2 separate regions of the Mus musculus genome follow, and region 2 is linked to region 1. The links are chromatin loops, found by intact Hi-C in ENCODE. Cell type or tissue: heart. All regions are shown on one strand. Links, peaks and the distances in the headings refer to the core of each region. The heading gives the core; the rest is flanking DNA.

Region 1 (7,985 bases), core at 1,076-6,075:
GCTAAAGTTTAGTGCCCAGAACCATGTGTGGTAGAGGGAGAGAACCTATTCCCACAGGGTGTCCTCAAACCTACACAGAGAGAGAGACAGACAGACAGAGACAGAGAGACAGACAGAGAGAAGAGGTTGACTGAGGAATTCCACTTCCCAAGGATTATTTAAATGCAGTTTTAACAATAATCACAAGGATATAAAAAGGGGGAACCCTTAGCCGGGCGTGGTGGCGCACGCCTTTAATCCCAGCACTCAGGAGGCAGAGGCAGGCGGATTTCTGAGTTCGAGGCCAGCCTGGTCTACAAAGTGAGTTCCAGGACAGCCAGGGCTATACAGAGAAACCCTGTCTCAAAAAAAAAAAAAAAAAAAAAAAAAAAAACAAAACAAAACAAAAACAAAAAAAGGGGGGACCCACAAACTTCCAAAGGGTAAGAGAATTTTACCTTAAATTTTAAAAGATTTTGTTATGAATATTACATTCCAAATGTATAAATTATCAAACCTTCTAATCACTACACACATTCAACCAACCACCTTTGGGGCTTGCCTACAAATCCAATAAAATGTTATCAAAATAGAACTATGTAATTTTTTTATTTCTATCACTCACTTTAAGAATGTAGTAAGAAATTCCCATCTTTTATTCTTTACAATATAAAAACTACATATGAAGTGAAAGTCAAATACTAAGAATATTTTGAAATTACTACAGCTCTCGGAAAAGATCAGAAATTAAACACACACAGAAATCTGTTGCAGACTTGGAATGATGGCAATAGCAGTGGAAAGTAAATTTTATATTCCTCAACAGAAAAAAGGATAAAGTGTGCATAACCACATTATCTAGTATGCAAATATTGATGTCACCCTCCTCGTTTAACTTCCTGATGTGGATATTTTCATGTTAGATCAAGCATCCTGTAATCTACCTGAAATCTCCTAACATCTGAAAGAGACAACACTGATAACCCTAAATCTAAAACAGCACACCAACCGCTCCCCTGCTACAGAGGTTTGAAAGGAATGACCATCAATAATAATTTGGTATCGTTCTTGCGGCCCATGCAACCCTTGAGAGGGTAAAGGCACTCGCCACCAAGCTTGACGGCCTGAGGTCCAGGCCCCAGAACCCACAGGATTAACGGAGAGAACCACAAATGCAAACTGTCCTCTGATCTCTGCACAAATACAAACACAAAACAATAAAATAAATACATGTTTTTAAAAATCATCGTTCTTTTAGTCAAAGGGAAGAAGAAGCCAGTTCTCTTCATACACTTTCCCTTTCCCAAACAGTGCACCGAGGACTGGTGTGTGTGTGTGTGTTTGTGTGTGTGTGTGTGTGTGTGTGTGTTTTCTTTTTTCAAAAAGAAATTACACAAGATCCATAAAATCAAGAGAGACAGACACATCCATAGACCCCTCTTCTTAGCCTTGACCCAAGAAGACCCGCTGACTCTTATCTATTCTTTACCACCTGACCCCAGAAACTAGTTATGCAGGAAAACCTAAAAGCCCTAAAAGGAAATCCCCTTTGTGGCCTCATTTTAAAAAAAAATTATAAAGAATAACTTAAGCATGTATACACCACTCTGCATCAAAATACTAAAGGCAAAGCGAGGACAGCAAGGGAAAGAAATGATATAATACTGCTGACTGCCTTACTTCTATCTGAAATCTCAAAGATCCAGCTTCCTCCAGCACAAATTGAGTCTCCCGCAGTAGGCCACGAGGCTGCTGTTTAAACACCACCTCGGTGTTCCTTGGCCACGTCTTAAGCACGCTCTACCACGTCAGCCACTGATTACCTGGATCAAAACACACAGCCCGCAGCTGGACCCCCTCCGGCCTCCTGAAGCCACCCCTCGTGTGTGCAGCTCAGCCTTTTATAGTGGAGGCATGTGATGCGCGTATCTGCACCAGCTGTTCCTAATTACCTCTCAGTCTGGGGTGAATGACTCAGCAACACAAACTCTTTTAAAGAGTCACCCTACCTTGTTATCCAACCAACGTAGCGAACAAAGGGAAGCCACTTGACAGATCCGACGGTTAAACAACAAGAGGCGATCACTCCTCCAAAGCTACCCAACTCCAAGATGACTCACCAGGAGCCTTTTTTCCTCTAGACTCCCTTACGATGTCCAAAGCCAGAAGTGGCAAGCGCCTTCAAGCCCAGCCCAGAGCTTGCACCACTACCACAAGAGCAGGAAGAATAGGCCAACCCATACCTCTTCCCATTTCTCTGAATATTTGTAGAGCTCAAAAGCTCGGCCACGAACAAAAATCTACAGTGGTCATCCTTTAATCTTTCTGAACTGCCTTTCCTGCAAACCCAGTGAGCTGAGAGGAGTGCTCAATGCCTAAACAAAGACCCAGCAGGGGCATCGTCCTCCAAGGCTAGCAGTCACAACTCTACAATTCTCCAAAAGGAAAAAGAACAGCATCCTGAAAAAAAAAAAAAAAGTCTTTGTTCTTCCAAGCCTGTCTGGGGAGCAGGATTTTCCCACACGCGTTCTTTCAGAATTACTACTACGTCTGCCTTGACTCAGCGCACGCTGAACATAGAGAGCTCACTACATAAAAGCCATCGGCGCAATTCCACTAAATGACACCAAAGTCCCGGAGAAGATCGAAAACGCGCTGGCCCTGGCCCTACCGGACACGAACACAAAAGCTGGTGTCGTTAACATCGAGACCCACTCTGCCTATGCTGTGCGAGTCCACATTACAAACGTGCGCCAAGCAACAACAAAGGGAAGCGCGGAGCGCCCGGTAGTCCCGGAACCCCGGCCCGCTCGGCCTTGCCCCCGCAGCAGGCGGAGCGGGACGCGGCCCGCGGCGGAGCGCGGTGCAGGGCGGCGCCGGCACGGCCGGCCCAGAGAGTCCGCGCAGCGCGTAAACAGCGCGCAGCCCGCCGCCCCTTCTAGGCCCGCGCGGCCGCCCGCCACCAGCCCCGGTGACCCCCGGAAAGGACGGAAGGACGGCACCGCGCACCGCCCGAGCCACTTACCGGAGCCGAGACGCGGCGCGGCCCGACTGCAGGCGGCAAGCGGCGGTCAGGTGACTCACTCCCTCTGCGCGGACAGCCGCCCGTCTCCTCCCCTGCGCTCCGTTCCTCTCCGCCACCACCGCCAGCGCCTCGGGGCGCTAAAGCCCCGCCCCCGGTTCCGCCCCCGGGCCCCGCCCCGTAGCTGAAGCCCTGCCGAGCTCCAGGCCACGCCCTGCCTGGAGCCACGCCCCGTTCCAGGCCACGCCCTCCGCTAGTAAGAGCCTCTCTATTTCGCCTCCTGCGAGCTCCGTGTAACGTTGTGGATTGTATTGCTGAGCGCCAGGCCTCCAACCGCGTCGCCCTATCTCTGCCTTTGGTGGCAAGGTTACACGTCACGGAAGACCACCTCTTCCTCACCTGCTGAAGGCAGGGAAAAAAAAAGGCTGACGCCTCCACGCCCCCAGGGTTTTTGTTCACACAGCCCCTCTCCCCCCTCCCCCCCCCCCACACACAGATTAGATAAGGTCTTCTGCCCCACGCCCCCAAACCTCGGAAGCTCAGTTCGGCCAAGCTCCTGGGCTGCTTTCCTGTAGGAGCACAAAAACCAGGTGTTTGAACTTGCTGAAAAGGGTGTATGTCAACATCTGTCTGAAGCTCCGCAGGACTTTTAGGAGCAGATTCTGAGAGGGGGAGGCTGCTGCCCCTCTGAATGATCACTAGCTTCCCTTCTAGTTGTTTGTGTCCTTGAGGCCCTTCCTCGAAAACCGCAAGGCAGGTAACCTGGAGTGTGCTTTGCTCATTATAACCCATTAATATGCATGCTTCCCCGATCAAATCCCTTTACTCCTTGTGCTCAGCCAATACTGCTTTGAGAGTTATTCTTGCGCCCTTCATACTTGCCTGAATATAAGCTGCACTCTTATCTGCCTAGCCACGACGGACTGCATTCACCAATGGGCAAGCACGCTGTACTGGGCTTCATATCCGGAATATTGTACTGTCTGGCAGCCTCCTGTTGTCCCTCTACGCTGCACTACCAGGAAACATGGACGCATCCGTGTCTGGTCATGTCAGACGTCTTCCCTCAAGTCCTGGTCATGCTTTCATCCTCTGCTACTTATTGGGGTGTTAATCCAATTGTTCGTTTCTATTTTTTATTATGTTCGCTGTTGTTCAAGGCAGTGTCTTTACGCAAAGCTGCATGCACTCGTGGCAGGGCTTATCAGTCTGGAGAAAGAGAGGACTGGGCTGGCCAACCTGATTAAAAATGAGGAAGGAATTACCACCCCTGAGGCCAGTAGCCCTGGGAGGACTTGTAGGAAGAAATAATGTTGCTGGCTTTGAGTTCCAGAGGAAAGATGTAGAAAAATGGGAAGCCCCAAAATGTATGTGCTCCTTAAACACACACAGACAGTGCAAGGGCTCCAGGAGAGGGTTGTCTCCAAATAGTGATAACATTGACATGACTGCATCTGTACAGTGCGTAAGCTCTTGTGACTTAAGGACATTCAGTTACCTCTAAAGTAGGTGAGAATATGGCCTAAGTGCTGTGGGGTGGCCATGTAAGTGGTGACCTGGTGCCTTTGTGAGGCAGGGACAGCAACAGAGCTAAAACCAGGGCATGGCTGAGAGGAGTGTGGTCTACCAGGCTGTGAGGGGATCCAGGCGTGGAGGCAGGCGGCATGTTCAGGATCCTGAGATCATTATGTAGGTATTCAGTGAGAAATGAGGGGAGACACTTAGGGATAGACTGTGCGAGTTGATGGTGGTTCTGACAGACATTCGAGGGTCCTGGGGTGTCTGTCACACTCACTCTCCTTCCATCCTGAGCCAAAGTATAGTCTGCCTTCTTCCCACGCCTCTCGTGTACATTATTTCGATAAGTAGCCTTATGTCATGTGTATTAGCTCACAGAGAACCTCCCTCTAAGCACGTTTCTCTTGACTTGTCCTCTAAGAACACTTAGCATGGGATGCCCGCCCCAACTCTGTGACAAGACGAGAAGAAAAATAGCCAAGCAGTCTGCCTTAGTCGGAGTTTCTATTGCAGCAAAAAAAAAGCAGGACCAAGAAGCAAGTTGTGGCATTTTTATTATTTATTTATTTATTTATTTATTTATTTAATGTATGTGAGTACACTGTCACTGTCTTCAGACATGCCTTCAGAGGGCATCAGATTGCAGATGGCTGTGAGCCACCATGTGGTTGCTGGGAATTGAACTCAGGACCTCTGGAAGAGCAATCAGTGTTCTTAGCCACTGAGCCATGGAAGGAGCAACAGTGTTGACAGGCTAGACCCCCCAGAGCTCCCAGGGACAGGACACCAACCAAAGAATACACATAGCACTGGCAACCCATGTGGCAGAAGATGGCCTTGTAGGACATCAGTAGGAGGAGAGGCCCTCGGGCCTAAGGGTGTTCAACGCCCCAGTGTAGGGGAACACCAGAGCAGGAGGATGGGAATGGGGGGGGGGAGCACCCTCATAGAGGCAGGGGGAGGAGGTTTCCAAAGTGGAGACCTGGAAAGGGGAGAACATTTGAAATGTAAATAAAGAAAATAGCCAAGAAAAAAAGAGTATTAAAGTATTAAGAGAACAAATACTAAAAATAAAAAATAAAAATAAAAGCAAGTTGGGGAGGAAAGGGTTTATTCTGCTTACATTTCCACATTGCTGTTCATCAGCAAAGGAAGTCAGGACAGGAACTCACACAGGGCAGGAACCTGAAGGCAGGAGCTGATGCAGAAGCCATGGAGGGATGCTATTTACTGGCTTGCTTCCCCTGGCTTGCTCAGCCTGATTTCTTATAGAACCCAGGACTACCAGCCCAGGGATGGCACCACCCACAATGGGCCTTCCCACCCTTGATCGCTAATTGAGAAAATGCCCTACAGCTGGGTCTCTTGGAGGCATTTCCTCAAGGGAGGCTCCTTTCTCTGTGATAACTCCAGCTTGTGTCAAGTTGACACAAAACCAGCCAGTACATAGACCAAAAAGTAAATGCACTGGACCTATGAAAAGAGCTAGAAAGCGAGCCATTTCCAATAGAGGTTACTATTGCTTATTCCATGCTATTCTAAGGTCTACATAGGGAAGAGAAGCCAGAAGTTCAGCCATGCAGAGTCTCAATCATAGGGAGAAGGCTCGCCTGGGAACTCCAGCTGACTGCTCCGAAATCCCTAGTCTGGTTCTACATGATGCTGTAAGAGCCATTATTTGATTACGTCATCTCTAAAATGTTGCGAGTCCTTTTACTTGTAGCCTCACTTGAGGGGACACTCTGCCTGGGACCCCCCATGGGGAATTCCAGCCATCTGCCTTGAAGATCCTTCCCAGCCTATTTCTGCTGGATGTGGTGAGTGCCCAAGATTATAATCTACTCCCTTTCCATTTATTATTTTACTTTGGTTTCTGTATACTGAACAAATTCACTCATTCAACTAAAGTATATGGCTATTGTAGATGATTCTCCGGACCACACAGAACATCAACTACACAGTCTTTCTCTGTCGGGCATGCACTTTCTTCTCTCCTCTAGACCACAATTTCAACATTTTTCTCACATGATCACAATGGCCTCTATTCTGATTGGTCATATGCAACTTCCCTACAAAGACATCCCAAGGTTTGAGACTGTCAGGACTATGAGGAGCAACTCAAACTTCAGCCAGTGAGAGCATCTACAGGACGTTAAAATACAGACTTCTGGACCTGCCTGCCTGAGATTCTGATTCCAGCAGACTGGGCACCGCTCAAGGAGCAACATTGTTAACACTGATGCGGGCGGTCAAGGCCGGTAGAGGTTGAGAAACTGGTAAATTAGAACTTGAAGCTTGTCACCTAGCAGGAAAAAAACAAAAAACAAACCTATAAAACCAAGCCAATGGGAAGGATAATGCACTGTGCCTGCAGCTAGATTTCATCCCTAGGCTGATGAGAAATCTTTCAGATATGTGCTATTTAAATTAATGCTAAAGTTGAGAGGATAGAAAGGAAACGCGTGTAGGCTGGATGAAGGAAAGGACCATAATTTTCAGTATTCCTTGCTTTGAACCAAAACCACTTAAATGAGAGAGAGGAGGGGGGAGGACGGGAGAGGGGGAGGGGGAGGGGGAGGGAGAGGGAGGAGGGAGAATGCATCTTTCTCTTACCAGCTGACTATCAGCATATTCGAAAATGGCTATATGGACTTCCTGAATTAGCATAGCATATTAGCTGCTAAGCCAACAAAATGTGGGCATTTTCCTCCATTACAGATTCACTGTGCTCCACTCCCCCTCCCCCAACATGTTTACAAATCGAAGTGCATAGTTTCCTATGTTAGCATTTAAGCTCTCCTTAGGATCTTTCCTATTACTCATTCCTTAAAATATTAATGAAAAAGATTGTTCAAATTTGTCTTTTCTCATGAGATTTTTTTAAAGGGGGTAAAAATCTTTAAGAGTCTGGGGAGGGTGCTGGGAAGAAGACTCCGCCATTAAAGTGTTTGCCTTGCAGGTGTGAAGTCTTGATTTCAAATCCAGTACACACCTGTAATCCCAGCACTGGAAACACAGAAATGGGACCCCTGGAACTCAATAGCTAAGCCAGCCTAGCCAAGTCAATAAGTTTCAGGTTCAGTGAGAGACCCTGTCTGGAAAACAATATAAGGCTGAAAATTACATATAAGGTTGACTTGGACCCCCATATGTGTGGTCTTACTAGAGTGGGTGTGTCACTGTGGGAGTGGGCTTAAAACCCTCACCCTAGTTGCCTGGAAGTCAGTCTTCTCCCAACAGCCTTCAGATGAAGATGTAGAACTCTCAGCTCTGCCTGCACCATGCCTGCCTGGACACTGTCATGCGCCCACTTGATGATAACAGACTGAACCTCTGAACCTGTAAGCCAGCCCCCATTAAATGTTGTCTTTGTGAGATTGCCTTGGTCATGGTGTCTGTTCACAGCAGTAAAACCCTAACTGAGACAATCACACACATACACACACACACATACACACAGTCCATA
Region 2 (7,985 bases), core at 1,323-6,322, 87 kb after region 1:
AAAGGAGAGAGAGGGAGAGAGTAGAGAAGTAGAGGTTGGCCATGAGCATGGTGGTGGTGGGGATAATGGAGAGAGAGGGGAAAGGGGAAGCAGAGAAAGAGAAAGCAAGAGAGTGAGGAGGGGGCAAGCAGCCTCTTTTTATAGAGTCAGGCATACCTGGCTGTTACCAGGTAACTGTGAGGCAGAGCTTAGACAGAATGCTAGCAGACACTGTTCAGGAAGTTATGCAGAGAGCGATGGAGCAGGTCAGCTGATACCACATGCATGCTTGCGTGTGTGTGTGTGTGTGTGTGTGTGTGTGTGTGTGTGTGTGTGTGTGAGAGAGAGAGAGAGAGAGAGAGAGAGAGAGAGAGAGAGAGTGTGTGTGTGTGTGTGTGTGTATACAAAAGAAAATCAGTCTGTGGGTTCAAAGTCAGCTTGGATTACATAGTGAGATGCGATCTAAAAAAAGGAAAAGGAAAAGATTTTCAAATTTACCAAATAATCTGTGTGAGCTATCTAAAATCATTTACTCCTACTAGGCTATTTACAACCCTTTAAATATACAAATCGGGAATGGAGAGATAGCTCAGTAGTTGGGACCATGGTTGCTGTGAAAAAGAACCTAGACTCAATTCTTATCGCCCACCTCATGCCTCACAACTGTCTGCAGCTCTAGGTACGGGGAATCCGATGCCCTCTTTTGGCCTCTGCCACTCAGGCACACAGTGGCATACAGAGATCCATATAGACGATGCACTCACTCAATGACAAATAAATAGCAAATTTTAAAAATTAAAAATAAACTTATAAATGAATCAGAAAATCTGATTGTAATATAAATAATTTCTGTGTATAAATAGAAACTGGGTTTTCATATCAGGAATACCCAGCCTGTGGCCTGCAGACCATGTGTGTCCCAAATGTGGCCCAACAATTAGATGACAACTTTACATCACAATGTGAAAAGTGTGTACACCCTTAATCTAAATAGCTATCACACTTACAAGGTTCCCCTGAGAAACGTTCCCTTCTCTCCAAGGCTAAAGCATCTCCCTCCTTCCAGAGCCTCTGTCAGTCGAAGATGGGTGACCAAGGCTACGGGATAAAGGGCTACACCCTGCCAGGGCTAAGAGCATTTTCCTACACAAGGAAATCAATAGCAACCCTTCTAAGTGTCTGGGGGGAAATAGGTAAGCCAGGAGGCCACCTGGGAAAGGAAATTCAGAGGCTAGACTTCTTCTAAAGGAAGCAGTAACATCAAACCATCACACAAGAGTATTCAAAACAAAGACTTTGCTCTATATTGAGAAAGTAACAATATGAAAAGTCCATTTTGTTTCAAATGTTACCATTACTGTCCCGCTTTTAAAACCACAGAAAAGGAATGGTCCAGCAACTTTTCCCTAGGGAACAAGTTGCTAAAATGTTGAGCCTTTGTTTTTAATTTTAAATCTTATATAATTATATAACCTAACATTTTATAGCTATAATGTCATTCTAGTTATGGAATATTTTATACAGCTGAAATAATTATACAGGAAGAATTTAATTAGCCCATTGATGTCACCTATAATGAAAATTAAAACACGTCTTTAAATGTGTGGTATTTCCGCCAAGAAAGACACCAAGTTATAATTTTACGAATAGCTGATGATTCTAAATGATCATTATTTAGTGGCATAACTAGTGATTCTGGAGATGGTTGAATAGGAAGAAAACAAAATTATGTCTGTGAGTCCAGTGTGGAACACTTGATCAAAGATGGTGGGAACATTTTGATAGTTAATTAGGATATAATATCATGCCTATTTTAACTCTTTATTAATTATAAAATGATTAATGATTTAGTTGATCATTAAGATGTTAATATTTCCTTTAAAAATATTTTTAAGAGTTGCGTGTGTTTGTGTGTCTGTGTGTGTTTGTGTGTGTGACTTGTGTACATGAATGCCCTTGGAACAGGAGTTACAGAGGTTTGTGAGGCATCTGATGTGGGCACTGGGAACCAGACTCGGATCATCTTGAAGAACAGCAAGAGTTCTTTTTTTTTTTTAATTTATTTATTATATGTGAGTTGTAGCTGTCTTCAGACACTCCAGAAGAGGGAGTCAGATCTCATTACGGATGGCTGTGAGCCACCATGTGGTTGCTGGGATTTGAACTCAGGACCTTCAGAAGAGCAGTCGTGTGCTCTTACCCACTAAGCCATCTCATCAGCCCACAGCAAGAGTTCTTAAACATTGAGCCATCTCTCCTATCTGATATTCACATACTTACAAGTATCGTTCCTACGGTGTCTGTTGTTAAGGTGGTCAGATGGCAAGATAATCCAGACGACACGCCACAGACAAAGCCATCCTATGTATCTACAAGACAGACGCTTACACGTCCTTTTGTCTGTTCCTAGTATATCTGCCACAGTACTCAAAAACTGACATTATCTGAGACTATTAAAAAAAAAAACCAACAACAACTGGGGTATTTTGGGAGCAATGTAAATGTGGAACCAAGTCTTACTTGGATTCCAAGATAACTAATTGCAGTATTGTAAATAATTATTTTATGACATTATAAATAATTCAACACCATGAGTCTCAACAGGAAGTTCATTAAAAAGGTGATAGTGTTACCTTATAATGTATATATAATGGCATTATAATATTGTTGTGAAAACCCAAAGCAAGACCGTGTTGACATCTGGAATGTCATAAATGATTAATGAGGGTTATCTAACCATTTCCTGCTGTTTGAATCATCAGCGAGCTTTGGTAATTATTGCGTTATATTTGCTTTATACTTTTCACAGTGCGTGGCACATCTTACGTAAGGGCACTTCCACACAAGTATCCAGTGTGAGCACATGCCTTCGTCGTCGTTAGATATTTACTATAAAACGGGCAGGAGTGAAGCACTAAGTATCCCAAGTGTTCAGGTCGCTCATGCAGTCACTTCTTCATGAATGAAGCTGCCATTAGAATTCACTGTATCCTCAACTTTGCTGTCTGGACACCAATGTTTAAAAGCACACACACACACACACACACACACACCATTGAGCAATGTTGAGCTTGCAAAATGTTCCTGGTCTTTCCTGTTCGCTGTTTACAAAGACAGACTAATGTTCAAGCCTAATTAAGTAAGGTAAACGACTTGTCCAGAGAGAAGGATCCCGTTCTGCCTGTCCATGCAGGGCATCAAAGGGGCGTGCGTGTGCAGTTGTCTTCAGGAGGCTGAGACTGCAATGTAGGAGGTACCAGCCCTGCCTGACCATTCAGCTTCATTTCTTATCCGCTTTCACATACCAGTCTCTGGACGAGCTGTTCTGGGCGCTTGTCACACAGGAGTTCTTCCCCCAGAACTACCCTTCCTTACATTTCATCCTAGGACCTTTGCAAGACTGTCTCCATCCAGTGGCCAACTTCTCACTACTATCCCATCCTTCCCTGAAAAGGGGTGGGTGGGGAATTAAAGAACAGAACTAATGTCTTATAGCCCATCTCCTTCCCTTTAGGAATGGTAAAATAATAGATAGTCCAGTCAAATGTAAATTCCAATAACCTGTGAATAATGTTTGATGAATCTGTCTCCAATATTCCACGAGATGTATGTTCTTACTTCAATTTAACTTTCATTTTGGCACTCTGTATTTTTATTTGCACAATCTATCCTTGCTGTTGCCCTTCGCTGTGGCATGGTGTTGGGCAACTTGTCTTGTGTGGCATCATTCTTTGTAAATATTATCGTACTCCGGTCTCTCTGAGGCCAGGAACAGTGTCCAACTCTCGTTTCATCACCGCTTCTGTCTCACCCACCAAATTCCCACAACGCTGACTTCAGTGTTGTTAGGAATGCAGGAATGGGATTCCCGTTCATCCTTTTTTCCCTCCTGCGAGTTGAGAAATAGCTGCTGAAGTCTGACCCGCTGCCAGGTACTGGGTTGGTTCTGAAGATAAAACATGACAAGTTGCTCTCAGCTCGTTCAGGAATGCAGATAGGTCAGAGCGCCGTCACTGTGTGAGCTTCCAAAACACAAGGTGGCGAGGGGTGCCGGTGAAAGCCAGGGACTCCAGTCTTTTCAGGACAGAAATATCATCAGGCTGAGACTTAATAACTCACGGCCATTTAACCAGAGAAACAGCAGCGTGTACGGCAGAGATGAACGCTCACCATGAGACAACCGGGCAATGAGGATTAATTCGTTCAGCTTCCTCTCAGTCCAAGCTGGTGCTGATCCGGGACACCGCTGTCTTAGAATCTCGAGTTCTTGTTTCTTGTTTTCTTCAAGTACTTCAAGAACAATAACTGTTGTTCTTACTGTATCTCCCTTCTCTGAGCACTGGGCTGCCTGGTCGCTCTCTTACCTTCACGGATGTGGAGCCGGATAAAACCGGGTGTCTTTCCCCACCTTGTGGCGCTCCATTCTTCCCCTGGCTGCCTTGCCATACCCGGGGTTCTTGTTTTTCTTTTCTCTCTCCCCTCCTGTTGCCAAGGACCTGCAGCTGACCTTACTGCCGCTCTCTGACATTCTGATCACTACTTGATCTATATTTCCTGTATCACAGAGCCACAAAGGCAACGCTGGCTGACGACGCCATTTGTAGGTTTCCACTCTAAAAGTGCAGTCACAAGAGAACGGAAAGCACACCCAGGAAGATGTTCTCACGTGAAAACTCTCTTAACTGCACTTCCTGGGTAACATCCTTGATAGGAGCCAGAGGTCCTTGCTGACTTTGCAATACTGACCGGTGCCCAGGACAAAGCCAGCACCCCGAAGCTGCCCGCGCAATAACTTACATGTAGCGAAACCTTCCATTCTAATTCAATTTTGATATAATTAATGTTTAGTTGTGGCCAAGTGATAGAATTAAACAAATAATGAACAGTGGTAGCTTTCTGTACTGCATGTGGAGCAGAACTTTACAGAGCTTGGACCGTAGGCTTACACAGAACCCAGTCAAGTTGATCAATATAGAACCTAATCCCGGCAACTAGACTTTATTTGGCTTCTAGACGCCCTGTTGCCAACTAACTAATAAAGGTATAAACAATTAACTGGTGAGGCTGTAACCAATCGTGTGACTGGCTAAGCTTTAGCCAATCATGTTGTTTCTATGACAGGCTTCTGTATTCCTGTAACTGCTATGAGATCACATGGCTGGGAGTGTGCTCAGAACCTGCTGCGACTGTGGCTGCTGCACCCAATCTGTGAATCAGCTGACTTTCGTTTTGCTGTGCTATATTTAATTGGTCTAAGGTACTTTTCCTTTTAACCTGTGAAGCCAAGAATGTTGAGTGCTCAGAAAACTTTGTGACAAGAGAGTGTCTACAGTGGCTAATACCGTGTGGGGGCTTGATGTTCAGTCTTCTGGATGTTTCTATGAGGGGCAGGGCTGCTTTCACATGAAGCAGTGTCCTCTGTGTAGGGTGGGTAGGCCGTTCCAAAACAAAAAATACTGACTAATCTCTGAGGATGTAGAAAGTCTCCCTCCTTGCTGCCTCTGTAGGAGCCATGGGTAACCCCTGAATCCCGACCCTCCTGACTGTGGATGGGATGACATGCCCGGTATCCCTTGGTCCCAAGCTCACTGATGTACTCTACACACTGCAGGGCCTGAGTGTTTTCATAATCTACAGGCAGAATCCTTTCCACAAGCTTACTTATGTCACACACATTGATGATAGATAGAGACAGATACCTAGATGAGTAGATGATATAGATGTAGATACAGTGTAGCTTTACACACACACACACACACACACACACACATCCTATTGGCTTACCGGCTGGAGAACTCTAATGCAGTCTCCCTGAAAGCAAAGCGATCAGAAGCCATTTTGATTAGAAGGACAAATCCTTTTTGACTCAGACGTATCCATCCGTGGTGACTTCTTCCAAAGCTCTCCTACACAAAATGCGGATGGTTTCGTTCCTTTGAGTCATGTTTTTACTTCATATTCAACGTCAAGGGCTTTTGAAGAATATTCCTAATTAATTTAATTTTTAGCAATCCTCTAACAATAGGCAAATACATGTTCACCAAGTGTATACTAAGACTTCAGCGTAAGCTGGCGGGGGTCGGAGGGTCGGGGGGAGGGTCGGGGGGTGGGAGGGTGGAGTTGTACTTGAGGGAGTCAGAAGTCAGGGCAATACCTGTGAGCTCTGGTATTCAAAAATGAAAAGAAAAAAATGTGGGCAAAACTAACTGAGTCTTTCTCATCAGACCCTCCCAGAGTCCAGGAGAGTTTCTGTCTGTCTGTCTGTCTGTCTGTCTGTCTGTCTTTGTTTTTACAAAAGTAAAGGGTTTGAGAAGGAAGAATAACTGAAGACTTATATGGAGGGATGAGGTGAAAGTTTGGTAAGGATTTCAATAGTGTCTAGGTACAAAATGCATTTCACTGAGTGATGTCACTCTGTAGGGGTGCGACAGTCAGACAGTCAGACTAGCCTAACACTCTGCCACTGTGTTAAACTGCTAGATAATGTTTTAAACATATGATCCAATTGTGTGTGTGTGTGTGTGTGTGTGTGTGTGTGTGTGTGTGTGTGTGTGTCTGTGTGTGTGTTGCACTGTGCCCTCGAAGTTTATTCAGCCTTCCATCGCATAGTGAGTCTGATGACCTACTAATTGCAAAGCAACCTGAGATCTCGGTCTCCTTGTTCCCCCCATTGTAGGAGGAATAGCCAGCAAGCAGTAGGAAGTCACCAGCAGTAGCTGTGTCCAGTTAGCCCATGTGCAGACACGAGAATTTGAGTACCCATTTCTCCTTGTTACAAGAGCATAGAGAGCTGCTTCCCAAATCAAGGAACGCTATCATCTGCCACTACCTAGAGAAAGGCCTTCCAAATCTCCAGTCTAGGAACTGAGTAACCTGGCGATAATGTCATGCCTCACCTCTGACAAAACGACTGATGAGAAAAGGAGTGAAGAATTTGGGCCTTATTCCTTGATGCTCAAAGGCATCAAGTTATTCCACCCCAGGCTGAGGTAAGATCAAATAACGTAATTCCATTCTACAGACAGTTATATCAGTGCACCAGGGACAATATTTTATGTTTGCAGTGATGTTTGTACTTTAAATACCTTGGATAGTAAAAATGAGGGAGTCTGGGTTTGAATGATGGATTCAGGAATGTCGATATTGGATCAGAGGGTGAGGCTGCTACCTGCTGTGATAGACGGCGGCGCAGACTGCTGGGGTGGTAGCTTCAACCATCTCCTTAAGTGAGAGAGGCTACCAGTATCACAGCTGATTCATCTACTCTGAAGGACATGAAATCCATCTCCCCACCCCCCCCCCCCCCCCGTCACACACACACCCTGAGGCAGAGAGATAGTCAATCAGACAGACACACAGAGTTGAAGTTCAAATGTGGAATGTCCGCCACAGACTCCTACTTAAGCATTTGATCCCCAGAAATTGGCACAATTTTAGAAGGTTGTGAAATAGTTGCTGGTAGTGTTCTGCCACACAGATGAAAAGCTACTTTTGTTTTACTCAACTCTTTTAGTTGACTGGATAAGACCTGACCACATTAGGGTGGGTACCCTGTCTACCTCCCTATACTCTTAAAGACACATTATAAAATGTAATTTGACCAAATAAAATGTGTACCTTGTAGCCCAGTGAAATTGACAAATCATATTAACTATAAAAACAACACTCCTTAGCTAGGGTTTCGTTGCTGTGAAGAAACCTCATGACTGTGGCAACTCATATAAAGGAAAACATTGAATTGGGGCTGGCTTATAGCTTTAGAGGTTTAGTCCATTATCATCATGGAGGGAAGCATGGTAGTATCCAGGCAGTCATGGTGCAGGAGAAGGAGCTGAGAGTTCTGCATCTTGATCCATAGGCAGCAGAAGCCTCTCCCACAGTGACTCACTTCCTCCCAAGAGGCCACACCTACTCCAACAAGGCCACACCTCCTAATAGTACTACTTTCTGTAAACCAGGCATTCAAACACTTGACTCTATGGGAGCCATACATATTCAAACAAGCA

The links. Hi-C counts contacts between places; a loop is a spot of excess contacts. Peaks named below come from ENCODE experiments on the same cell type or tissue, not always from the same donor. Only the 100,000 strongest peaks of a DNase experiment are listed, where the experiment ranks them.
Region 2: it touches region 1 in a loop (2.1-fold over the local background); 3 of 42 quality-filtered maps call a loop at or near these places.

Annotation. Positions count from the first base shown.
Region 1 is chr16:87,694,076-87,702,060 of GRCm38, reverse strand. It overlaps Bach1 (BTB and CNC homology 1, basic leucine zipper transcription factor 1), which reads right to left and starts at 3,107. Exons shown (of 5, transcript NM_007520.2): 1 at 3,005-3,107. In heart, for the core only: a CTCF peak has its summit at 3,086; DNase peaks (open chromatin) are centred at 1,970, 3,160 and 3,970; H3K4me3 peaks cover 3,175 bases; H3K27ac peaks cover 2,920 bases.
Region 2 is chr16:87,607,478-87,615,462 of GRCm38, reverse strand. Gm41485 (a long non-coding RNA gene) reads left to right here. Exons shown (of 4, transcript XR_876209.2): 2 at 5,101-5,236; 3 at 6,656-6,968. Among named protein-coding and RNA genes, the nearest start is that of Gm41485, 4.8 kb to the left of the region's middle. In heart, for the core only: a CTCF peak has its summit at 3,405 (motif pointing left); a DNase peak (open chromatin) is centred at 3,862; H3K27ac peaks cover 297 bases.